Regions from separate parts of the Homo sapiens genome. Here region 1 is linked to region 2. The links are chromatin loops, found by intact Hi-C in ENCODE. Cell type or tissue: GM12878. All regions are shown on one strand. Links, peaks and the distances in the headings refer to the core of each region. The heading gives the core; the rest is flanking DNA.

The links. A loop is a pair of places that touch in the nucleus more often than their neighbours do. Peaks named below come from ENCODE experiments on the same cell type or tissue, not always from the same donor. Only the 100,000 strongest peaks of a DNase experiment are listed, where the experiment ranks them.
Region 1: it touches region 2 in a loop (9-fold over the local background); 26 of 110 quality-filtered maps call a loop at or near these places.

Annotation. Positions count from the first base shown.
Region 1 is chr5:109,691,510-109,700,140 of GRCh38, forward strand. All of the region lies in intron 1 of MAN2A1 (mannosidase alpha class 2A member 1), which reads left to right. It also overlaps the pseudogene RN7SKP230. Among named protein-coding and RNA genes, the nearest start is that of MAN2A1-DT, 4.7 kb to the left of the region's middle. In GM12878, for the core only: no CTCF peak of the experiment used is centred there; DNase peaks (open chromatin) are centred at 3,932 and 4,322; H3K4me3 peaks cover 3,736 bases; H3K27ac peaks cover 1,823 bases.
Region 2 is chr5:109,836,853-109,854,185 of GRCh38, forward strand. It overlaps MAN2A1 (mannosidase alpha class 2A member 1), which reads left to right. Exons shown (of 22, transcript NM_002372.4): 17 at 5,476-5,609; 18 at 9,013-9,154; 19 at 10,805-10,938. It also overlaps the pseudogene CT45B1P. Among named protein-coding and RNA genes, the nearest start is that of LINC01848, 38 kb to the right of the region's middle. In GM12878, for the core only: a CTCF peak has its summit at 7,505; no DNase peak of the experiment used is centred there.

The sequences.
Region 1 (8,631 bases), core at 632-8,631, 150 kb before region 2:
GAAGCCTAGACGTGAAGTTGATATATATTTTTTTCTCTTTTGTGATAACTTAAATGACCAAAGAATATCCTTGCCATTTTTTTTGTGTTATGCTAGAGCAAATGGCTTGAATTTAATTGAGATTAAAGTAAAAACTTTACTGGAATTATTGTGAAAGTGAAAAAAGACCCTTTTATGGATGCTGTCATCAATACAGAGCACTCAACATGTTTTGTCGGTGAGAGGTTTTAAAAATCTTGCTGCAGAGAGATGTATCAAAATTTTAAAAGCCTCTGCTTCCCCTAGGTAGTATGACAGAGAAAATAGAAACAAGCACTGAGGGCATCTTTAAATCTTGAGCTCAGAGCTTGTCCAGTGCTTCTTGATGAGGTTGAAGAAAACAGTTGGAAAAAGGTAAGGAGTTTTAAGCTTAGCTTGATATGTTGTGTAATTTTGGGGTTGAAATTACTGTAATTTTTTTCCCTCCAGTAACCTCATTTTCAGATTTTCCTCCATTACAGGAAAATCATAAAAAGTGATATTTTTACTTAAAGTGTTTTCTAAAATAATGTCCTTTGGCTTTGGCTTGATGATCACTTGAAAATGGTTTATGCAAACATCTGGACCTGGGTTTTCTGGCAACCTTGACATTTTCTCTGTTCAGAATCTAAAGACATGAGTGACTCATTCAGTTACTGAGAAATCTTAGGCAAAGCTAATTCCAGTATTGTAATATCTATCCTTAGTCCTCAATGAGAGGCTGAAGTTCTGCTTTAAGCGTAAAGCATTTGATGAAAGGTCAAAGTGGCTGCTGGAGGGGAAGGCTGTTGGTACTCAACTGGGAGGTGGAACATTTTGCATTTAAGATTGCCTTTCTCAGATTTTCTGTACTGGATTTTCACTGCAGAAAGAAGGTATTCTTTAAGTGCTTGGACGGCCACTGAATCCTCAAGCAGATAGACATTCTAAGACCCCTCTGTAAGCTTAACCGTTATGTGTGTGACATTAGCCTTCGTATCTTACAGGGTAAAACTTAAGTGGCGAGGGGACTGAGGCACTGAGGCACGGAGAGATTAATTAGCTTGCCCAAGATCACACAGCTGCAAGCTGAGATTTGAACAGGTAGCCTTTGTAGCCCAGGCTCCCAGCCACTGAGTTGTCTTGCCTCTTAGGAATCTGTTGCCTACTGTTTAGGCTGCCATTTGCTTATGGAAAGATCTGATGTAAAATATAGAGCAGTGATCCTCAACCTTTTTGGTACCAGGGACTGGTTTCCTGGAAGACAGTTTTTCCACAGACAGGGGTGGGGATGGGGGGAGTCGGGGGTTTCGGGGGATGGTTTGGGGATGAAGCTGTTCCACCTCAGATCATCAGGCGTTAGATTCTCATAAGGACCATGCAGCCTAGATCCCTGGCATGCGCAGTTCACAATAAGGTTCGTGCTCCTATGAGAATCTAATGCTGCTGCTGATCTGACAGGAGGTGGAGCTCAGGCGGTAATGCTTGCTGACCTGCTATGCCACTCACCTCCTGCTGTGTGGCCTGGTTCCTAACAGGTCCATGGCCCTGGGGTTGGTTGCCCCCTGTATAGAGCATGTTGCTCTCTGGTACCTTAGCTTATGACTAAAGGAACTTTTATTTTGAAGCCATAATGAATATGGTCCTTTTTCTGAAACATTTACTGCTAGAGATTTATACCCTTCCCAGAATGTCTTTGAGCTCATTTCAGAGCTAAACATTATAATGAAAACCATTGTGTAGTCCAGCATCCAGAACTTGAGTTGATTCTTTTTTTTTTCACTGCTTCTAACTTATTCTTAATAATACCAAACATAGCAAAAGGAGGTTGCAATACATTTGTTTGGCAAGTTTGGGTATTGAATTCTTGAGTTTTAGTAGAGCCAAGCAGGTCGGTCACTATGTGTCATTTTTTGGTATCTAGTAGAACGGTTTATTTAGATAGGTATTGGGTTCCTCTAAATTGCCCATTTAGTTGGTTTCAGTTGATACGGAACCTTCACTAGGCTTTAGGTCTATCTTGTAAACAAGATATTTTTAAAGACCATCCTAGATTGAGAGCAATCTATTTGTTGTTTTTTTGGAGAGCGGGGGTTTGTTCTTTTTCTCTTCTCTCACAACTCTGGTGTTTTCCACCATTTGGCTGGACTCTGGGGCAAGAGTGGGCTGGCCGAGGGTGCTCCAGTTTCTCTCACCCCGGAACAGCTGCCTGCCTCTAAGATATTCTTTGGAAGTCTATCCTGAAGCACTCCGAAGCCTTGCTTCTGCTTCTGGGAGGAATTCCTTGGAGGACTAGAGGCAACAGGGGGCCTAATCTGTTGAAACTTGTGTGTATATTTCAGGGTTAATAAATCTCAGCTAAGAAAATTAATAAAAATTCCACTGTGAATGAGAGGTTGGTCAGAGACTAATGTCTTGAAAATGCTTTATGATAACTTGGAAGAATTTGAGCAGATGGAAAGGAGAAACTTTGTTAAGGTCTCCCTGAAATTAGTCATCACTTCTTACAAGCAGATTTCACAAGGTGCTTACTATCTATGGTGTGTATAATAGGGTTGTCTTATTAATTAGTCTGATGTTTGGATCTGGAGAAGTAAATTAATGAGTCAGGTTTTGTATAACAAATGATCACTTTTTAAGTAATTAGTGTAGCATATGACCGTAGAGATTAATATTAACTCTTAAAATATGGAAATTGAGACTCCGATGGAAAATGTGAAAGTGAAGTTAAAACTTTATCTTTTTGCCTATGTAACATTTATCAAGTGAGAAAGTGAGAATGCCTTTAAATAAGCATTTGATTGAAAGCCATTAGAAGGTGAGAACTTGTATACCTTTTTTTTTTTTTCTTTGGGATAGGGTTTTGCTCTGTCATCCAGGCTGGAGTGCAGTGATGGAATCACAGCTTACTGCAGTGGCCTTGAATTCTTGGGCCCAAGCCATTCTCCCACCTCAGCCTTCTGAGTAGCTGGGACTACAGGTGTGTATGCCACTGTGCCCAGCCAGTTTTAAAATTTTTATTTTGTGGAGACGGGGTCTTACTATGTTGACCAACTGGTTTCAAATTCTTGGCCTTAAGCTATTCTCCTGCCTCAGCCTTCCAAAGTGCTGGGATTATAGGTGTGATTCACTGCTCCCAGTTGCCTTTTGTGTTTTTTTTTTTTAACTTACTGTAATACACATACAGAAATGTGCTTACATACTTTACATCAGTAGTACTTAAGAGTCCAGCATAGTAGATGTTATTAATGAAAGTTGACTCATGGCAATACATATAACTAGGACTTTGATTCCCCAGTTTTTTTCTTGCTTTCATAAATCTGTAAATCTTACTTAAGAATGACATATAAGGAAAATATGATCTCCTTCCCCTTCCTTGAGTGCAGTCTATTTATAAACAATAGCACTTGGTGCTGGGGTTTGTTCACGTTTGTATGAGGGAGATTGTCTTATTTTCTGGGATATAATGCGGAGATCTGTGCTTTTTGGGAAGTGATGGAACGTTGATAGTGCATCCAGCATTTAGGAATGCAAGAACAAACATTAGAGCCTTTTGAGGATGGTGTCCTCTAACTCCTCTTCAGTCCAACAGCCCTGTGGGTCTCTTCCTGATCAGCATTTTTCACTAAGACCCAAACTTATTTCCTGTAAACCAACTGGGCCAGATACTCATGACTGTCTGTGGTCTGAAGATAGTAGTTTATGTTTTGTTTTTTGTTTTTTTTAAATTGAATTGGGTGTGTTGTTCCCAGATGAACACTGTTATCAGGGCCTAAACAAATATTTTTGTCAGGGAGATGTCACAATTGTATTATTGGAAGGGGATTTTCTCTCTTAGCTTTTAATTTGCATTAAGAGGTGTCTGGGCTGTGGGCAAAATAGTGGCTAAAATGACCACTTTTATTTGTTTTTGAGTCAGCTATTGCTTTTTGTGATAACTGAAAACTTTAGTCTTTTTTGAAGGACTGAAGTGTTGAGAGTTTCCTGGAATGAGTGGTTCACTAGCTGTTGCTGATCACCTGGTTTATTCTTAGCTTTTTTTGCATTCAGGAGTCTTAGTTTTCCCTTGTTCTCCAACTTCTGTAATCTTTAAGAAAATGAAAGGATATTTAGCAGCTCTGATGACCTGTATTTGCTGGATTGTAAAGGCCTTATTGCATTTTTTATCCCTTCTGTCTTGGTAAAAGTTCCTGATAGCAGCAGCTTTTATAAAAGTTTGAGCAGAACTAAGGCAAGGAGGAAGAACTCTAAAATAGTGATTTTTGCTTCTCAGTTGTTATTAGTAGGTTAATCAGGAGAGGAAGTAGGACATTTTAACTAAAATGGGTTTCTGTTTCAGTTATCAAGCCAAGCTGCTATTTTTAAGTTTGAAACCATTTTTAAATTCAGACAGGTTTGAGGATTAATTGTACTGAAATGGAGCTCACATCTAGTGCTTTAGTGAGTATAGCTAAATGTGCCTATAATAGGGAGGAAGTAAATCATTTGGTTTGATGAACTCTGTCACTTGAGGTCATATCATAGCTTTTCTGAAAGAGTGCCCTGTTTAAGGTAATTATATTTTATGCAGACAGGTGGATAGTAGGTATCTAGTATATATCTTTTTTTTTTTTGAGACGGAGTCTCACTATGTTGGCAGACTGGAGTGCAGTGGTGCAATCTCAGCTCACTGCAATCTCCACCTCCCGGGTTCAAGCGATTCTCCTGCCTCAGCCTCCCGAGTAGCTGGGATTACAGGCACAAGCCACCATGCCCAGCTAATTTTTGTATTTTTAGTAGAGACGGGGTTTCACCATGTTGGCCAGGATGGTCTCGATCTCCTGATCTCGTGATCTGCCCGCCTTGACCTCCCAACATGTTGGGATTACAGGCGTGAGCCTCTGCGCCTGGTTGGTATCTCTTAAATATCTTAATGTTAAATTTCTAAATCTAACATACTGTTTTCTAAAGAAGAGAAAGTACTTTAGTTTAAAACTGGACATACTCTACCATTTGCTGCCTCTATCCAGGCTTTGTAACCTCTTTGCTGTTGACATTTTGGGCCAGAGAATTCTTTCGTGTTAAGGGCTGTCCTGTGCGTTGTAGGGTGTCTAGCAGCATCCTTGCTGTCTACCCGATATCTGCCAACATCACTGTTCTCTCTCTGTACCCCTAGTTGTAGGAACCAACAATGTCTCCAGACACTGCTCTCAATATCCTCTGGGAGTGGGAATCATCCCTGTTGAAACTGTGTTGGCTGTGGCCTCTTCTTTATACCCAGTACATGTCGTTAGCACTTCTGTGTTTTAGGAAGGATTGATCAAAAGGCCGAAGCTCAAAAAGCCAATTAGCATTTTTTGATGGGTGAACTCTATTCTTTCTCAGGATGCCTGAAATTCACTTACACATTTAGGATTCTAGATTGTAGTATGTTACAAAAAATTTCAAGGATAGATTATGTTCATAGGTAAGTTGAAGGAAAAAATGGAAGATTCTTATAATGGAACGTAAAAAAATTCTTTTCCAATTGGACGTGTGTATTCTGAGAAAAACATTAGGGTCAGGTCATTGTAAATAGATCATCTTTTACTTTCTTCCAGCTGAATTACAGGTTGGCACTTATCCAGATTTATTCCTCTTAGCATAGGAAGATAAGATATATTGATTAATAAGGTAGTATAAAAATTGTCTGCAAAAATGTTTTGAAATGTCTGCAGTTTTCTCAGGCAGACTGTTTACTTTTCAGTGTATTGTTTTTATTTCTGTTAATTTTGATGATTCTGGTTACAACATTTTAAATATCTTCTTGAGATGAGAAAAAGCAGGGAAAGAAACTGGAAAATAAGGAGAGTGGATAGAGACTTTCCTCCTGATCATTTCATTTTGTCCTCTAAATAGCATTTTTTACGAAAGTGGGGTGGAGGTGGGAGGTTAGGGAAAGAATGAAGTTCTTGACAAATAATCTTCCTTCTTTTGTCTCCAAGGCCTCTGGTTTTGAACTCTGCTGAGTCAGCTAACTATGAGTGAAATCTGTCTGCCACCTGTCTTTATAGGGCCATGTGCTAAGAATGGTTTTTACATTTTTAAGTGGTTTAATAATGTTTCATGACATAGCCATGGTCATTCATCTACCAATTGTCTCTGACCACTTTCACACAACAGTGGCATAGTTTAGTAGTTAAGACAGAAACTGGCTCACAAAACCTAAAATATTTACTCTCTGGCCCTTTTCAGAGTTTGCCAATCCCTAGTTTAAACTATATTTCTCTATTGTTAATATTGGAGGCAAATAGTATTGTTAGATCTGTTAAAGTAGATGTGAGTTAATTAAAGACAAACAAAATTCTCGTAAATTGGTTATTAGATAAGCATTGGTCAAACTTTGTGTTTTTAGAGAGTGGTTTAAAACTTGTGTTATCTACATGTTTCATAGATTTCCAGGTATCCTTGGGGAACTTTGATGCTAGAGCATCGACATGCTTGATGAGTTTGTTTCTCTTCTTTCACCTGAAGGTTTTGCACTGTAGGACTGCTCTGGGAAGGAAGGTTCTGGGCCATGAACTAGGCAAAATTGATCCATAGCTTCAAGACTGAAAACCATGACTTTATGACTTTTTGGATCTGCTGTAATTCACAGATGGGCTTAATTCTGAGCCCAGTCTGATTGCTTGGGTTAGTTAGTCCTGAGAAGGGAGAGCTCAGGTATAGGTATCTTCTTCATAAGCTGTAAATAGAAGATGGAACTCAGCCGGTCTCTGGGATCCTGAGCGTTGCTCAGCTTGGAGGCAGGGTACTTTCAGGTTGTCAGCAGAGGTACTGGCCTGCTCTTCTGCTTATCAAAGAGCAGTTCTTGCTAATTTTCATCATTTTCTTCACTTTTAAAGATTATATGTCACTTTCTTTGCTGTGTTGCTGTGACACAGGCTAACACCCCATTTGTGTCCTCACAGATTTTAGTATCATCTTTAAATTGCAGTATACTGAGTCCGAACAAAATGGGGGTAATGCGTCTCATCGAGTAGTATTAAGGTTAGTGTTAAGTAGAGTTTTTTAAGTATTTGTTTTTTTGCATTTAAAAATGTATGCATTTGTGTATTTTTCACATGTAAATGGATTTACCACTGGCCTCCTTTGCAGGTGGTGCCTTTGGAAGTCCAGAGAAATTAAATGCTTTTTCCAAGAGCAGAGAAGACTCTAAATTTGACCCTGTCCTATGTTCTTGCTGGTGCACTTCATTGGCTTCAGTGAGGAGTCCGGAGAGCTGGGACTTTACCAATGATTTTTTTTTTCTTTTAAACATGTAAAAGGTATAAATGCACATAGAAATAATTCAAATGACATAGAAAGGTACACATTGACAATAGAATCCCTCTCCCTTTTTTCCCCATCTTTAGTCCACTCTTCTCTGAGTCCCACTTCTGACCATTTCTTTATGTTCCATGTGTGGTTCCTTCTTTAAATATATGCATATACCTCTGTTTTGATTTTTGTTTCAATTTTGAGCTATTGTTTCCCTTTATAAGAGATGAAGAATTTAACTCAATACCCCCTACTCTTCCCAGTTTTTAAAAAAGTTTTGTATTCAATTTCTGTTTGATATACATTAACAGCTTTCAATGATGTAATTGCATTTGTTTTCTTGATTCATCAACTTTAGGCCTAAAGTGACTCCCCACTCTGTCAGTCAAGGAATTTGGTACTTCTCAGCCTTCTCCCACTCAATTTCTCTTCCTTCTCATTTCTCACCCTCCCTCAGCCATCAGTTTTTTTACATCAACATACCTTATATCATCTACATTTCATTCTGTGACTGAATGTGTTATGTACTCTGACTATAGGTTGGTTACAAAAATTGAAAACCAGTAAACAAGGATACGGAATTTTAGGTAGGAGGAATAAGTTCAAGAGATCTATTGTACAACATACTGATTATAATTAATAATAAAGCATGTAGTTTTGAAAATTGCAAAGAGTAGATTTTAAGTGTTCTCACCACAAAAAAGAATAAATAAGTGATGTAATGCATATGTTAATTAGCTTGATTTAGCATTCTACAATGTATGCATTTTTCAAAATGATATACTTGATAAATATATACAATTTTTATTTGTCAGTTAGAGCTCGTTTGGAGGTTCCAGCAGGGGAGTGCAGCTCCTTGTATACCCTTGACCGAAGACCCGTCCTCCATCAGGGATGGTCATCCTCTACGACTGAGCATGCAGCTTCAGGAGGGGCTCACATAGAGTGGTGAGGGAGGAAGGGGACACCCGCCTAGCCAGCCAGATCAGCCGAATCAACCCTGGCGATCAATGGGGTGACAGATTTCGCAGCCAGATCGCCCTCACATCCTATTTGTCAGTTAAAGAAATAAAAAATGTTAAAAAAAAGAAAACCAGTACATAGTGTTTTCAATTTTATGATATTAAATACCATGCAGTATATGTCAGGTAGTTTGGCTTCATAAGAAGGAGGGATAATCTTGATAATTACACCTGTGCCACTTGAAGGAAATATTCTGAGCATTAGAGCAAGTGGAGTCTCTTATATTCCAGCTGGTGAGAATCATGCTATATTTCAGTTTCCTTAACTTCTGGACCATGACTTCCTGATATGTAGTTTTTGTTTTTTCTGTCTATTTCTAATTCCTTTCCCTTT
Region 2 (17,333 bases), core at 3,503-11,502:
TACGTGCACCACACGGTCTTACAACTGTAGAAAAGTATAGTATTGTGTTTGTGTCGATTTTCAGCATAGTTTATCATGCTATACAAATGCTACATTTAGCTTTTTTCTTCTGATGTTTCTCTGCCAAGAGAGACAGTTACCTCATTCTTCTCATTTGTGACACAGCATTCCATAACATGGGTGTATGTGATTTTATTTATTCATTTCCCTGTTGAAGGGCATCTAGTATGTCTTCCCATTTTTTTGTTCCTAGTGCCAGTATGCAGTGAACATGCTGGTGTGTGCCTCCTGGGCTCACCATTATGTACATCTCAGCTAGGTACAGTGGGGAGGAACTGCTGTGCAATAGAGTATCTGTCTTTAATATTAAATATGTATTACTTTCTTGGCTTCTAAGGTGAGTGTGCCATTTTAAAAGAGAGTTTTGGGTTGTTTTAAAGAGTTTTTGGGGTCTGGAAGCCTCTTGTGCTTTATTTCACTCAAATAGCTCTTGCAGGATATCAGATTTCAGTTCAGTGCCCTCTGCCCTTAAAAACAAAAACAAAATCTGGAGGTCTTCTCTCTACTCGCTTACTACAAGGCCTCTCCCAGCCCTTGGTCCCAGAGTAACTTGAGCCTTCTCCAATAGTTGGTCTGCCAGTGAGACATGATGATGTAGTAGTTTAGTCCTGGTTCTGCCAGTCTTGTCCTTGGGCGAGTGATTTCTTCCTCAGCTTAGGGTCAGGAAGAAAGGAGTCATTATATGTAAAGCTTGTAGTAAACATATGGTACATAGTAAGCATCAATAACTCTTGGCTCCTGTCATTGCGACATAGCTGCCACCCTTCACTCAGCATACGTTTACCACCCTTCACTCAGTATACGTTTATTGTACATGTCTACGTGCTGGGAACATGAAGATAAATAAGACATGGTCTCTAGCCTTAGGGAACTTATATTCTAACATGCATGTAACATATATGTAAAATGAAAGTTCTTATTCTCTCATCTTTCCAGCTACTTAAACTTTATCCATAGCCCAGTTTACTTTCCTCCCATGTCAGCTAACTTCTGCATGATAAAGGACAGGCTTTCATATCTTAGCTATTTCTGTCTAACAGTGATTCAGTACTTACCATGTACCCCAAATGTTGTTAAGAACTGGAATGCAAAGATGGTGTGTAAGACAGTCTGTATCTGTGAGAAGCTAACATTCTGTAGGGAGATTAAAAAAAAAAAAAATCCTAGCTCCGGGTGTGAGACTGGAATCTACAGCATCTATAGAACACTCTGATGTAGTGGGACCTTCTGAAGGACTCTTTTTGGCCTTTTTATTACCACTTTTCACCTGTGAACTGGCTCTGTTCTACCTTGCGTTGCCTATGCAAATAAGGATAAACAAACTCCATTCTCTCTTCCAAGGGGGAGAGAATTAGCAGCAAGAGGGCACATATTTCTCTTTGTTAAAACCTGGGAATGGCATCACTCCTTTCTTTCCCTAGTGACTAATCTTGTAAAGTGTTAAAGAGAAGTCTAAGTCCCCCAGAGGGACTTAGAAAGCCCTGGCCATTCATGCCCAGGTGGAGCCACTTTAGTAAAAAAAATAGCATTTTTGCTGCCATGTGATGCACAGGTAAAACAGACCACTGGATACTGCTGGTTTGCATTCCTGCTTCCTGGGAAGTTCTCCCTTCCATTTCATGAGCCTCTTTGGGAAAGGTACAAACTTAGGGAATTACTGACACAGAATAGGAACAATTGGCAATCCTTTCACTCTTTCACATATACTGATCTTTAAAAAAATAATAAATTATCATTGAGAACTCAGGGATACCTCCTTGCTTTTATGACCATTACAGGTTTTGTTTGGCTTGTTCATAATAAGCATATTAAGTTTAATCTTATTTTAAAAGTCTGTCCTGATACAAACTTTAAATTGATATCTTGCTGAATTGTGAATGGACATAAAGGCTCCTTTTAAAGAGCTTTAAGTGTTTGTTGCCACAACAGGGTCTGAGTATAATACTGAGGTTGAGAAAGATGATTTTCTCAACAGAAATACTTTATTATTGCTAGAGGTAGTGTGAAATTATCATTTTTTCCTTGAAGCATGTTCTTTTATAAATGCTTTCTGGAGATACATGAATTAAAATTAATGATGTTCTCTTTTGTTAAGGCTTTATTTCATTTCATGTATTCTGTTGATCTTTGAGACAATATCTAATCTAGAGAGAAGAAAACATAAAATAGTACTAAAAACCCAATGAATTCTTTTAGTGAATTAGAGTTTACTTCTTGTCATCAGCTAAGCTCCCTAGTATTACGTGAATACTATCATGCTTGGTGCTACATTTTGTGTTTTGGATGTTTTTGGTTCATTTGTAGATGCTTATCTTTTGTTATTAAAATTCCATATACATTTCATTTTGGCTTTACAAAACTATTTTGGTTAATGTAAGCATACTGAAAAGAGGGTTTGCATTTAGAGTGATGCATTTCGTAGGTCAGAGAAGATACTGTTATTTATCATCAGCTATATGTGTGATTTCTTTTTCAACTTCCCAATAGTGGTGGAGATATTTGGGTCATCTATCTTTGCAGGTCCTTGTAATAATTGTCATCAGGAAATGTACATGTGTAGGTAACTGGCAGGGGTTAGTGGTTCAGACTATGGCCATTAAAAAAAAAAAAAGGCATTAGCTGGGTGCAGTGGCACATGCCTGTAGTCCCAGCTACTCAGGAGGCTGAAGTGGGAAGATTGCTTGAGCCCAGGAGTTCGAGGCCAGCCTGAACAACATAGTGAGGCCCTGTCTCTCTCTTTTTTTTTTTTTTTTTTTTAAATAACATTCCGCATTTCCTCACCCATGGAGATGGTACTCATAATAGTTTTATGAATGTAGGAAGAAACTGAAGTTAGCTCCATTCAAGTTGGAAGAGCAGTATATACCGGAAAGAAATTCAGTGAGCATTCTGAAAATTCTGATCCTAGAGGCTTCAGCCCATTTAAGTGTTAATTTATCACTAGATTGTTATTTTTATTTTAGAATTTCCATTGTACTTTTCAGATAAATCTATGGTGCCTACACTAACAGCATTTACATTCTTTTTTTTTTTTTTTAACAGAAATGTCTTAGCCTCTGGAAGGCCATTTTATTCACTAACACATGCTAGGAGGCTTCAGCAATATCCTGCTCCATTCTAGAAAACAGCAATTTGATCCTTTTTTCCTCCTCAGTCATTAACAAGATTATGCATTTGCGGTGAGATGATCCTTCTTGAACAAGTAGCCAGAAATCATTTGTTCCAGTTTCTTCTCAAGGTGCTGAATTAAGTCTCGTCTCATAAATCTTGTGGCTTCCTTGATGATGGATTCAAAAAATCATTTCTTGACTTCTATAGGTCCTTGCAGTCCTTCAAGCAATTTGAAGAGTTTTTCATATTTTCGTCTAAAGTGTTGAATTTCCTTCACTAATTGACATTTTATATCAGCATTAATTTCTTCTTGACATTTTGGAAAAGGGAGTATTTCTGTGACTTTTAGGTCATCTCCAGAGAAATTGCTGGTAATGATTCCTCCTACAGGTGCATTTCTACCAGGTTTCTGCATCAGCCCATCTTTGCTGCAACCACTGAAGTCATCAAACCGAGAATCCAATTGGCTTGGTGGAATACCATCTCCTGCCATAAGCTTCTTTTCCTTGGACATGGCAGAGCCTCCAATAAGGCTGTCTCCTGCTCTTTGTTTCCTTAACAACAGGGCCATCTTCTGCCTTTTCTGAGATGAAGGAGTCTCAGATTCCCTGGGACGTTTAAACACATTTTCAGGTTCTACAGCAACCTTCTCTGCTTTATCAGTCATTGTTTCCAGAAGGACCGATCCAGTATGGCCCAAGGGGGATGGAAGGGAAACTGCCTGCTATGGCGTGCCCTGCCCCAGCCAAATACTGGGAACACTGGGAACCTGTGTGGTGCGCCGGAGTCCTGAGGAGAAGCCTTGTGTTCAGTAGGATCACGGGTGCCAGCCCCGACAATCATGGGGCCTGCATTTACACTCTTTCCCACAAACCTCACAGAGTTAAACTTCCTTTCTTTAACTCTTTGCTGTCACCTTCTGCTAAGCTCTGGGGATTCTACTTGTGTCCTAGGAAAAAGTCTTCCTTACTCCTTTCCTACCTTATGCATTTTTCCTTTTTTCCTTTCTGAACCTCAGAAAGCGTCAGCTTTATTGAATAGAATGATGTCACTCTTTCTTCTTATGACCACTTTCCTAATTGCTCTCTTTAGAAGGTCCTGTAATATCTCTCTCGCACCGTTTTTAAAAAAAATTTCCATAGGTTATTGGGGTACAGGTGGTATTTGGTTACATTAGTAAGTTCTTTAGAGGTGATTTGTGAAATTTTGGTGCACCCATCACCTGAGCAGTATACACTGCACTCTATTTGTAGTCTTTTATCCCTCGCCCCCCTCCAACCCTTCCTCCCAAGTCCCCAAAGTCCATTCTATCATTCTTATGCCTTTGCATCCTCATAGCTTAGCTCCCACATATCAGTGAGAACATACAGTGTTTGGTTTTCCATTCCTGAGTTACTTCACTTAGAATAATAGTCTCCAGTCTCATGGAGGTCGCTGCAAATGCCATTAATTCATTCCTTTTTATCTCATACACCCTTGATCTGTATTAAGTGTGTTGGATTTCCTCTTCTCTATCTATGAAATTGACCCAAGGCCTCACTGAGGACCTGAAGATACAATTAAAGTAGAATGACAGAAACTAGTAAACACTTGAGGCTTATCCAAATGAATGTTTGATATGTTAGGGACTTTTTAAAGCTGTCCTCTGTTTTACATAACAAAGGACAAAATGGATCATTTCATAACAAGGAGTCCTAAGAGATAACTAAACTCAACTAAAATTGATTTAACTTCTGGAGAGCTTTCCAGATTATAGTCCACAAATACTAATATGTTAATATTACTTTCAGCCATAAACCATCTCATTAGATCTCCTGTCTCTTTTCCTAGCAATAATACACTGTCACTTGAACCAGCAGAATGTAAACTTTACTGGCTCATAATTTCTGGTCTATAAGGAGAGAATGGTGAAAAAGTGGGCTAGAATGGCTCTTTGGGGAATGGTGGTGCAGATGAGAAGTGGACTGGCCTGTAGCTGGGCAGCCCTTTTTTCATTTCATGTCCTGTTTCTCCTCTAGAACTCAGAGAATCATTTACATGTTATACATCATCTACATTTTTCTCATCCCAGCTGCTTCATTCTTTAGATGAATAATATGCTCCCCTGAATAAGTGCTATCTACCTTCTGATAGTTTTTAAAAAGAAAAGTTAAATTGTCATAGCATTTATTATATGAGAGATGTTAAGACAAGAAGTAGAAAACAAGAAAATGTAACTTTGGAAAGAGTTCTGTATAGTATATTTCAAAAAGGTGAGGCAAGTAATTTCTTTCTATTAATCCATATATATTTTTTTAAATTTAGGAATAGAAGGACAGTCTGTGGAAGTTTCCAATATTGTGGACATCCGAAAAGTATATAACCGTGAGATTGCAATGAAAATTTCTTCTGATATAAAAAGCCAAAATAGATTTTATACTGACCTAAATGGGTACCAGGTAATTTTTCCTTTAAAATGTTTAAGTAATGGTTGTATTGGTGTGTAATTCTTATATATAACAATGGCCCAGTTAATTTTGGATCCTTTGAAAAAGTATACTTAAAGTTGCAAATTATATCTAAAATAAAACTGAATTTTGACAGAAAATTTCGGGTTCTACAGTTAGAAGAAATATTTGGGAGACCATTTTTTTAGAACATCTTTTTGTAAGGATTTATTTGTTCAAAGGGTAAATTTGGTGACCACTATGAATGTTAAATATCTTGATGCTAAAAAATATATATATGAATTTATCTACCAGAAAGGAAACATAATTAGGGATTGATGGATTATACTTATTGGGTTTTTTTTTTTTTTTTTGAGAAAGAGTCTCGCTCTGTTGCCCAGGCTGGAGTGCAGTGGCATGATCTCAGCTCACTGCAGCCTCTTACTCCCAGGTTCAAGCGACTCTCCTGCCTCAGCCTCCCAAGTAGCTGGCACTACAGGCGCACACCACTACACCCAGCTAATTTTTGTATTTTTAGCAGAGACACGGTTTCACCATGTTGGCCAGGCTGGTCTCGAACTCTTGGACTCAAGTGATCTGCCCACCTCGCCCTTTCAAAGTGCTGGGATTGTGGGCATGAGCCACTGTGCCCGGTCTGTTTTTGTATTAGCCCACTCTCACACTGCTATAGCGAAATACCCAAGACTGGGTAATTTATAAAGGAAAGAGGTTTAATTGACTCACAGTTCTGTATGACTGGAGGGGTAGCCTCAGGAAACTTACAATCGTAGAGGAAGGGGAAGCAGACAAGTCTTACATGGCTGCAGGCAAGAGAGAGAAAAGCCCAGGGGAACTGCCATTTATAAAACCATCAGATCTTGTGAGATCTCCCTCACTGTCAAAAGAACACCATGGGGGGAACCACCCCCATGATCTAGTCTCTGCCCACCAGGTCTCTCTCTCAACACCTGGGGATTACAATTCAAGATGAGATTTGGGTGGGGATACAAAGTCTATATTAGTTGTCCTCATAAGGAATTGATCCATACCTATTAAGTTTGTTCCCTATATATTGGTTTAATGTATGATCTAATAATGGGCCCTTGTAAATTTCAGGAAAACTCTTCCTCTATATGTGTGTGTGTGTATACCATTATACATACACAGACACACATGTATACATATACATAGGTATATCTATTCAGAAATGGGCAGGTATATATTTAATCAAAATTTTCATGAAATGTTTCAAATTGTAGTAAGGAAATTGATTTATACAATCTTATCAGGTTGTCAATTCTCCAATTTAATAGAGCACTTTTGATTGTTACCTAAATCTCTGTTTTCTGAGTGTATGTGTTTGATAACATATCTTTGAAATACCATTAAAACCATGAGCATGTTTTTAAAACAAGTGTTTTAGAAATTTCTGGCTGTGAATAGAAATAATTTTACAATAAACACTTTGATTTTCAACTGGGGGTGGGTGAAAAAGATTTTAATAATTTTCTCTTCTATGATTTCCTGCAAAAGTTAAATTTAAACTTTTTCCAAAACATAAAAATTGCAGCATACATTCTGAATTAGCATGTTAATTCGACTACAGCCATTTGGATTCCAGATAAAATCTCAACTTCATGGTGATTCATTTTTTTATGTACAAAAGAAAGTATTTTCTTAAAATTATACAAAACCAGTTATTTGTATTTTTGGGTGTAGACATGAATGAGAAACTTAGTAAAACCGAATAACTAAAAATGTGAATTTTCTTTTTGAGGATGGAACGTTTGACTAAAAAAGAAAATATTACTTTTAAGTCTGTAATATTTCTGCTTTTAAAATTGACCATTTTTTAAGCTTTGGATATAGTAGTACTTGGGCAAAACTAGGTATCTAGCTCCACCAGTGGGGAATCGGGGTAGCAACAACACGATTGTGGTAGTTTTACATTTTTTAAAATAAGTTTACATTTACAAGTTAATTGGGTTTGGAAAGGAGAAATAGAGAATTCTTTTAAGGTAGCTTTACTTTTTTTTTTTTCTTTAAACATTTTACAGTTGTAGCTTTATCAGTTTATTAATTTCCCAAGGCTGCCATACAAATGGAATCACGTAAAACAACAAAACTTTATTCTTTCACAGTTCTGGAGACTAGATTTCTAACATCAGGGTGTTGGCAGGGCCATATTCCCTCCAAAAGCTATAGGGAAATAACCTTCCTTGCCCTTTCCCAGCTTCTAGTGGTTGCCTATGCTTGGCATTCCTTGGTTTGTGTATGCATCACTCCCATCTCTACCTCTTTTGTCATACAGCGTTCTCCCTATGCCTCTTGTATCTGTCTGTCTGTGTCCAAATTTCTCTCTTCTTGTAAAGATGCCAGTCATTAGGTTAGGTCCCAACATAATCCAGAATGACCTCATCTATTTCTGCAGAGGCTGTATTTCAAAATAAGATCACATTCATGGGTTGTGGGTGGACAGGAATTTGAGAGAGGGAGGCATTATTCAACCTAGTACAACCAGTAATTTGAGGGAGACATTGCAGGGTTGCTGGGAAGATTAAAGATCACATTTGTGAAATACTCCGGACCATGCCTTTCGTTAATGGGCACTTAATACATGTTAACTATTACGGTAACTTTGTACCTCTTCTTTTCTTCACTTTTATATCCAACTTTCATGAGTTTAAATGAGGAGATGACATTTTTATGTGGTATCATTAAGATTCACTGATAATAGGGTTCTGAGCTTAGAGTCAGTCACTGTGACCCAGATGGGCTTTGGGGTTACCGACAGTCTTTCTCAAAAAGTAGAGTCATATTTCAAACATTCAGGTACTAGGCTGCAAGGAATTGGAATTTGGAACTATCTACATTGAAACTAATCAAAAAGAGTAAGCACTGAATGGTTTTTAAATATAAATATGCATTTGATTTTAACATAATATCTTAGAAGATTTGGTGCAGAGACCTGTGGTATTTATTAAAACCAATTCAAGAATAATAAGAGATATTTCTTGAAAGGGGATAGAGAGGTATTATACTTAGCATTCATTACAAAAGCAGTTTGTTAGATTTAGATGAGAAATGAATACTTAATACCTTTATAATTTGTTTTATGCAAATATTGGAGAGCTAGAAGACTTTTAAGCATTTTTATTCTGAATTTAAATAGGAATGCCTATTTTAAAAATCTGGACAAGTTCTACCTTTCCCACCTAAAAGTTGTTTTCTAATATCCTTGTGGTTTTTCTTCATATTGTTTTAAATAATGTTTTAATTTTTAAATTATTTCTTCCACTGAATAAAAAGGAAGCTTTGTCTTTTTCTCTTGGGAAGAAAAATCACCTGTCCTCAAGTTTTTAAAAGAACATATGTAAATATCACTTTTTGTAGATGGAATTGTTGTGTTTTATAGATTCAACCTAGAATGACACTGAGCAAATTGCCTCTTCAAGCAAATGTCTATCCCATGACCACAATGGCCTATATCCAGGATGCCAAACATCGTTTGACACTGCTCTCTGCTCAGTCATTAGGGGTTTCGAGTTTGAATAGTGGTATGTATTGCTTACACTCTTTTCCACTCTGAAAGGTTTCAATTCCAACTGTATACTTTTTCTGTTGGTCAGATGTGGTATAATCTCTAGTTAAAACCTCCCTGTCTTCTTTTCAGCTTTTTTCTTTCAACAACCAGACTATTAGTTAAGTTTGGGTTTTGTGAGAACAACATAAAAAGATGAATCTCCTAAATCTTCAGATGAAGAACAGGAGACCTAAAATTCCATGTCAAGATTTCTTTTTAAAGATAATTTGCTTCTCCTAATAGTATGTATTTTGCAGAGGTCTCCATCATCATTATGATTTAACGGATGTGGAAACTCAGATTCAGAGGTTTAGATAAGTTGCCTACGTTTGCAAAGTTGGGAAGTTGTGGTTCAAACTTAGGTCCTTTTCTGAATCATGGTCTTTCTATTCTGCTACCACCTGAAAGAAGGAAGGGAGTAGAAATGATAGAGATATGGGGATAAAGAGGTGTGGCTTTGAGGATTCCAAAAGAGAGAAAGTGATGCGCAGAAAGTGAGAGAAAATAGTCAATAGACACTGATTAATTTTTGCAAGTCTTTCTATTGAGAGGCTTTGATCCTTTATAATACATATTTTTAATTGGTTATCATACATGGTATCATTGGTCTTCTTACATTCTAAGAGTTGGTAGAGATACATATCTGAAGGAGCCAGATAATAACTGAGTGCAGATTCCTGGTGTGTCCTTTGACACAAGCCCACTTTTTACATGAGGCGTATACATGCATTCTGTATCTTACACACACACACAAAAACTGCTACTTCTCATTTTTCTTTGTGGCCTTCATTAGATAAGATCATATAAACTCATGCCATAAAGACATGAATTCGATTTTGAAAGTAGTAATGGTTCCACATCAGGGATCCAGTAGGGAGGGTTAGAGACTTGAGCAAACTGAAGAGCATGTTCCCGATGTGCAGTGGGGCAGCATTGTTGCTGTGTGGTTAGGGGCCCAGTGTTGCTAAATTCAATTTTTTTTTGAAGAAGAGTCCAGAAGTCTGGAATTTTACGTGAAGTTGTTCAATCTGTAAAATATTGATACAATTTTTTAAAAAACACTATGTTGAGAAAACATAAAACATCTTTGTGCCGTACATGACTCTTGAGCCACTCATTTTTAAACACTGCCTTAAATTCTCAAAGCTGTGCCCTAAATAGAGGACTAGACAGTAAGACTCAAGCCGTGGTTAACAAAGCAGCATTATCTCACTTCCTGGAAATGTGATGTACATTTCCTAATAAACCTCATAAGCATTTTTGATTCCAAATGGTGCTACTAAAAGTTTCGGAGAACTTAATTTACTCTTTAGGTTAATGTTTTGGAAAAAAAGTTTCATTTAAATTTTGATCTGTCCTGTCTCACTTTTAAATTTCTTATCAGATATTGTGAAACATTACTAAAGAAACACAGAAATACTATCCTGTTTTATGAATTTGTAGTAGCTACTTTGAGCTACTATCAAGAGAAAGCCCATGGTGTAGTGGGTTGTATAAATCCACCTCCTTGACTAGAGAGGAAATTTAGAGCAATACATCATGACTGCTACTTAAGTGATGCTCAATGAATGTCAGTATTAAATTATTCTGGTCAGTTTTGCTTGTTTGTTTGTTTGTGTGTTAGGTCAGATTGAAGTTATCATGGATCGAAGACTCATGCAAGATGATAATCGTGGCCTTGAGCAAGGTATCCAGGATAACAAGATTACAGCTAATCTATTTCGAATACTACTAGAAAAAAGAAGTGCTGTTAATACGGTATGAAAAAATAACTAGCATGATCTGATATTGATTGTTCTTTGTCACCCAAAACTTGAAATTATGACTTTCCACTTTTAAAATTTTAAAAATCATTTCCAATATTGAGATTTCTTTATAGTAGATGTGGCCCACATTCACAGAAAGAGAACTTCAGTTATAAATATCGTGTAAGATTTGCACTTAGGTCTTTTTATTTTTTATGTTTGCTTATTATGTAGATAAAAAATAATGACAGGAAATCACTTTGGGTAAATATTCCTGAAATTATTTTGAAAGACATAAGAATTGAAAAATTGAGCTAAATAAAAGTTAAAGAATAGAACTTAGTCATATACTTAGGAGATTAAATTTGGTAAACTTTATTTGAAATCTTAGTAAAATTTATTTGAAATCTTAGTGTACTTATTCTAGTCTTAGACTCTTCAGTTGAAAATGTATTTATATGTAGGTTTTCTATGAGGTTTACTCCTCAAAGCAAAAATCTAGTACTCTGTGTTGAATGGTCTGGCAAAAGCCCAGCTGGACCTGAATGACCTGACGATATGCTTGTTCAGGCAAAGTTATCTTCAGAGTTCTCCGTAAGTTATTGATCCACCCACCTTGGATAGCCCTGAGCATGGGCTTTTTCTTTTTGCTCTATTCTCCTTTCTGCACCTGACCATTGCAAGTCCTTTCTGCTCTTTTCAGCCAGTGATCGTACCTTTCACTTTATAGAGAGAACAGCCATTAGACAGGGCTCTCTGTTCCAGTTATCTAACATCTACTCCCACCCTTCCCATCTCTCCTCCTGTTACATTTAAAAGACACTTTACAGTCCATCATCCTAGGCAGGTCCCACCACTTGTCCTTGGAACTTACTCTCTTCACCCACCTCAGCATCCTTTTACTGTTCATTCTCTCCCTCTCTCTTTCTCCCTTGCTCCTCATATCCAACACTTCCTGGGAGATTCTTTCTGTTAGCTTTTGAACACTCTGTTTTCTTCTATTAAAAGTAGAAATGGAATACAGCCTTCCTTCAGACTCTTATTTCCATTTCCTGTAAGCTGCTATCCTCTTCTCTCCTACCCAATTGAGTCAGAGTTTATGAGATGAGTTTATTTCATCACTTCCTTCTCACAATCCATTTGTTTCAGTCTGGCTTTAGCCTCCATCATATTCTGAAAGAGCTCTTTCCGATGTCAGTAGATCCAGTGCATATTGACTTTCGTCATCTTACTTCACCTTTCAGCAGTATTTGGCACTGGCCATTGTCACTCTCTAAAATACTGCCTTGCCAGGGCTTCTATGGAGCTATGCAGTTTGGTTTTCCTCCTACCTGTCTGGCAGTTCTTTATCTCTCTAATAGTTCTCTACTCAGCCATTAAATCTTAGAGCTCTCAAAGCATGTCCCCTGGCCTTCTCCTTTTCTTATTTTTTATGCTATCCCTTGGCAATCTCTTCTACTCCTCTGGTTTTGTTTGCATCTTCCACACAGGTAGAAGCCACTAATACATATCTCCAACTTAGGCTTGTGTCTGACCTCCTGATTTATCTATCTAATTGCTTCCTGATATTCTCTGTTTAGAAGGACACCTCAAGTTTGACATATCCAAAACACTCATAATCTCTCTTCTCTCCCAAACCTGGCCCATTTTCAGTGTTCCCCCCAGTCAACAGCCACCGCCATCCATACAACTCCAAGACAGACATGAGTTCTGCCTGATAGACACTTCTCCCCATCAGCCTTTTCTCACAGAGTAATTGCCATCACCTATCTATCTCATTGCCTGAATATTTCAAATTTATAATCTTCTTTACTTCCACCACCCTAATCTAAAGTGACTTCCTGTATTTCCTGGGTCTAGCCTATACACATCCACCCTGTTCTCTTTCTGCCGTATGTCTGTTCTTAACCCAGAAGGCAGAATGGTTTTTTTTTTTGTTTTTTTTCAAAGCCACATCTAACTTTATTGCTTCCTGTTGAACCCTCTGATATCTTCTCATTGCTATCAGTATAAAAGTCAAAATTTCTTACCACGGCCTCCAGAGCCCCTCATGATATGGGCCCTGCATGTCCCCTAGGCATTGGCATTGGCATGCCTTTTACTGTGTCTGCTTTAGGCCCACTGGTTTCCTTTAAGTCCCAAGTACTTTCCATCCCCTCCTCCCCACCGCACTTTTGCACATGGCCTGTTATCCTCTGCCTTAGAGACTCTTGGTGATAGTTCCGGTTAGTGCTTACTTCATCAGCTGCTTCTGGACCAGGTTAAAAGCCCTTCCCCTATGCTGCCTCCAAACTGTGCATCTCACCTTCCTGCAAGTGTGCGATTATTTGATCCTGTCTTCTCCCCTCCTTTGGACCATAAACTCCATGAGAGTGGGGAATGTGCCTTTCTTTGCTTCTAGGATTGTTCCTGGCAGAGGACATGCCTAATATATGTCATATGAATGAATATCGAAATGCATAGATGAATGAGCTGTTAGAGTACATTTTGCCACTGTATTTATTGCAATTTCTGCCTATTACCTTGTCTTCATATGCATGTTGCATTCCTCCTACTAGATTCCAGGGACTTGTTGCCTTCATTTTCATTTGTCCTTATATTTGGTAGACATTCTTTAAACAAAATACTAGTTGATTGAATGAAATAGCAACAGCTAATTAAAGCAAAAATTCTTCCAGTATTTAGAATATTTTAGAAAAAAGAATTAGTATCCACTTTAGATGTCAAGAGCCATACCATTCTTGAGACTCATATTTTAAATCAATCACTGACAAGATAGCTTAGTTTTAAGGACTAAATCTGCATAGGAAAATCATTGTCTGAGTGCTGACAGCTACTGTCTTTTGCTCCTCCTGAAAAAGTTTCTCGCTTATATGACTTTATATTGACACTAATCTATAAAACTTCTGTTAACTGCAATAATAAAAATTTTCACATCAAATCTATAAAGCTTTGACTTAGAAGTGAAATAATTTGTTTATTCCCATTCAGAACTCCTTGGATAGTAATTGATTTAAATTTAATTTAATGTTTTTATGTTGATTAAATTTTTCTTTTACTCAAGTATAGATTCTGGGTCTTCAATTAATGGTTTCTTTTAAATAAGAAATGAACTAGAGAAGAGAAAATACATTTTAATGTCTAGTGAAAATAATTAAAAAGACACTTAATTGATGAAAGTTAATACCATGTAACTTGAATTTTCTAGAAAGAGTTCTTAATTTCAACTCAGACTCAAATATCTAAAATAATGATGGAGGGAAGTGAAGTAGGGGGATACTCCCTGAATAGGAAGAGATTTTAATGGGAAGCCCTGAGCATGACAGAGCCTCATGGAAATAATCCCGAGCTGACTAAGTGGAAGTAAGTCCTGTCCTCAGAGAATTCTGCAGAGAGTCAGTAAAAACAAGGACTTGGATGATATCCACTGTGTAATATGTGCAGGTGTCCAGTGAGGACTGTGGCTGCACGAGGTTGACCATCATTTATGCTAATCATCCTCAAAGCCAATAGAAATGGAAAATAGGATTCATCTCTTTGGCATTGCCAGGGTTTGAATGTGTCCCCCAAAAGTTCATGTGTTGAAAACTTGGCTACCATTGTGGTAATGTTGGGAGTGGGACCTTTGGGAGGCTTTTGGGTCATGGGGGATCTGCCTCATGAATGAATTAATGCCATTATCATCGGAATGGGTTAGTTATTGCAGGAGTGGCTTTGTTATAAAAATGAGCTCTCTTGCACTCTCTTGCCTTTTCACCATGTGATAATGCAGCAAGAAGGCCCTCACCAGATGCCAGTGCCATGCTCTTGGAATTCCCAGCCTCCAGAACTGTGAGCTGAATAAACTTCTTTTATAGATAAATTATCCAGTCTGTGGTATTCTGTTATGGCAGCAGAAAATGGACTAAAAACAGGCATTGACGGCTTTAGGATTTGTTTCTTTGACGGTTTATCCTTACCCCTTTCCTGCTACTGGTTGGTTAATGAGGCACTGAGCTAGGAACCCTGTAAGTGTTCAAGTGTTAAAATTGTGTTGTTGTACCTTTAAATATAAGGAGAAGAAATTGGGAGAGATCAGATTAAAATATTAAATACTTATATGGTTTAGAAAAGTGACAGCATAAGGGAGATCAACCAGGTTTAAGGGTAAATACTTAGGTGACCAGAAGATCTACAGTAAACTTGAGGACATATCCCACCAAGACCCACAACTCAGCTCCAGCTGATTGTTTCCACAATAGGACTGAATGCCTGCCCAGGGTGACACAGATTTCCAGTTTCTTGGGTAAAAAACAAAAAATGTGTTTTGGGTTTTTTGAGGTTGCTTTTTTATTATGAATTTTTTATTAAAGAGTTGGCTTAAAAACAAAAAAAAAAAAACATTTTAATACCATACAGACCTACCAAAATGTGTGATCTACAAATCTGCCCCACAGTCTTCAGCTACAGATACTTACCTCCAAATGTTATGATTCAATGTATTATTCTTCATTTTCTCTCCTCCTTCCTCTTTGTCTTTTTTACTCCACCCTTCCTCTCTAGTGTTCTTCTTTCATTTATTTATATTGCATTTGCTTATTAAATTAATAGATTTACTTCAACAGACATTTATTAAGTTCCCACCATGTTTCAAGTCAAACTGAATAAACAAGGGTAACTTAAAAAATGGTCTCTTACTATCTCACCATGATTTAACAGGATCGTTTAACTCAAAGTGAGCTTAATAAAGGGCACCAAGAAGTCTGGCAAGAAGTTCTGACTCATGGACTAAGGGCTGGAACCCAGTGAGGAAGAGCTGTACTTTGTGTGGTTTGGATCAGAAGGTGCTAGAAACTTTCTTTAATGTCAGACAGGCTGCAGAGAGAAAGCTACACTTATACAGTCTGAAACCTTCCAACCAACAAGAAATTAAATAAGGTTTATAGTACTAGATTAGTTAAGTACAAGGCTGGGGTATTCATTTATAACTTAAACACATAAAATTTCCTGTAGAAAACATGTTTTTAAAACTTTGGGTTTATCATATGATTTACAGTGGAAAGGTTACCTTTGTAGAGATTAATTTAAATATTGATGGTTCAACAGTTAATATCTTGTTGAGCCTCTTGTTGCTGTAAATATGATAAGAAAGTACATGAATGGCAGAACTCTGGGTGAGACTTTGCCACTCCAACCTGGCCAGCCTCCAGCAGTGTTATTTTTTCATGGTGCTCTTAGGGTAGTGAACCACAACTCTTCTATAAACTTCCTTATCTTTCTAAGGACAGTAAACTACACAGTTTTTAAATTCTTGAAGTCCTTAATATCCATGACATTGTTTCCTTTTAGAAGACTCCCATCAAAATGTCTTTGAAACTGAATCTTGTTTTTCTAATGCAAAGGTAGTTAAAAGGTAAAGTTTATCTTTTGATTCTAAAGGGAGCTCTGTTTTCTCTATAAGATTGGATGTCTGGGGTGGCACTTCCCGGCACAGGGTCATGGAGCAGTGTGCGGCTAACTCCATGAAATTCACCTGGGGAGGCTTTTCAGCTTTGCATTTTCAGGACCCCACCTCTCAAGATTGTGTAGATTTGGGATAGGACCCAAGAATCTATGTTGATTAGAGGTGCCCCAACTCATTCTGTTGTGTGGTTAATTTGGGGAAACACCAACGGTTAGGAAGAACTAATTTGGTTTGGAGGATTGGTATATATGCACGTTATTGCTTCTGGAGTATAGAAGATTAATCAGGAAGTGTTCTGGCTACTCACTGGAGTGGTGAGGAATTACTCCAAGAGTGTGGAACAAAGCCAGAGCTTTCTCTGAATGTTTCTTGACCTAGAGTGGACTTAATACTTCCCAGATTTGATGAGGGAGGTGTTTTCTTTTCTGTTTGAATCTTTTATGTTTTATTACTCGTGAGTGACTTTGTCAGCAATCCTAACTTAGATTATGAAGTCCTTTGATCTTGGAGTACATTTAAAATATCTTGTTGAAATTGTTCCCTCTCTATTCATGTTATTCTACGAGCTGCATTAAATTTCAGTGTTGTTGGAGAATATTATTTTATATGCTTTATTTAATCTTTCTTTTAATACAATTCATTCAGACCCGATTTTTTATCAGTATCTTAATATTGCAGTGTCCCTCTGCTGTCTTAAAATTTTTTTTTTCTCTCTCCATAGTCTGAAATGTAATGACATCTAATGTTAGCTTCTGGCACGATGCTAGTCACTTTTTGCTAGCACCCTTCTGTGCAATGCTAATCTGACATTCTGAATTTTAAGCTGTATATCTCTATAAATCCTGTCTTTTCACACAGATCAGTAGCCAAGCCTTTTATCTGAGCCTTATATTACAAAAAGGATGCAAAATCAGAAGATGTCAATGGAGTAATCATTTTAAGAAATAAGATACAAAATTAAATTT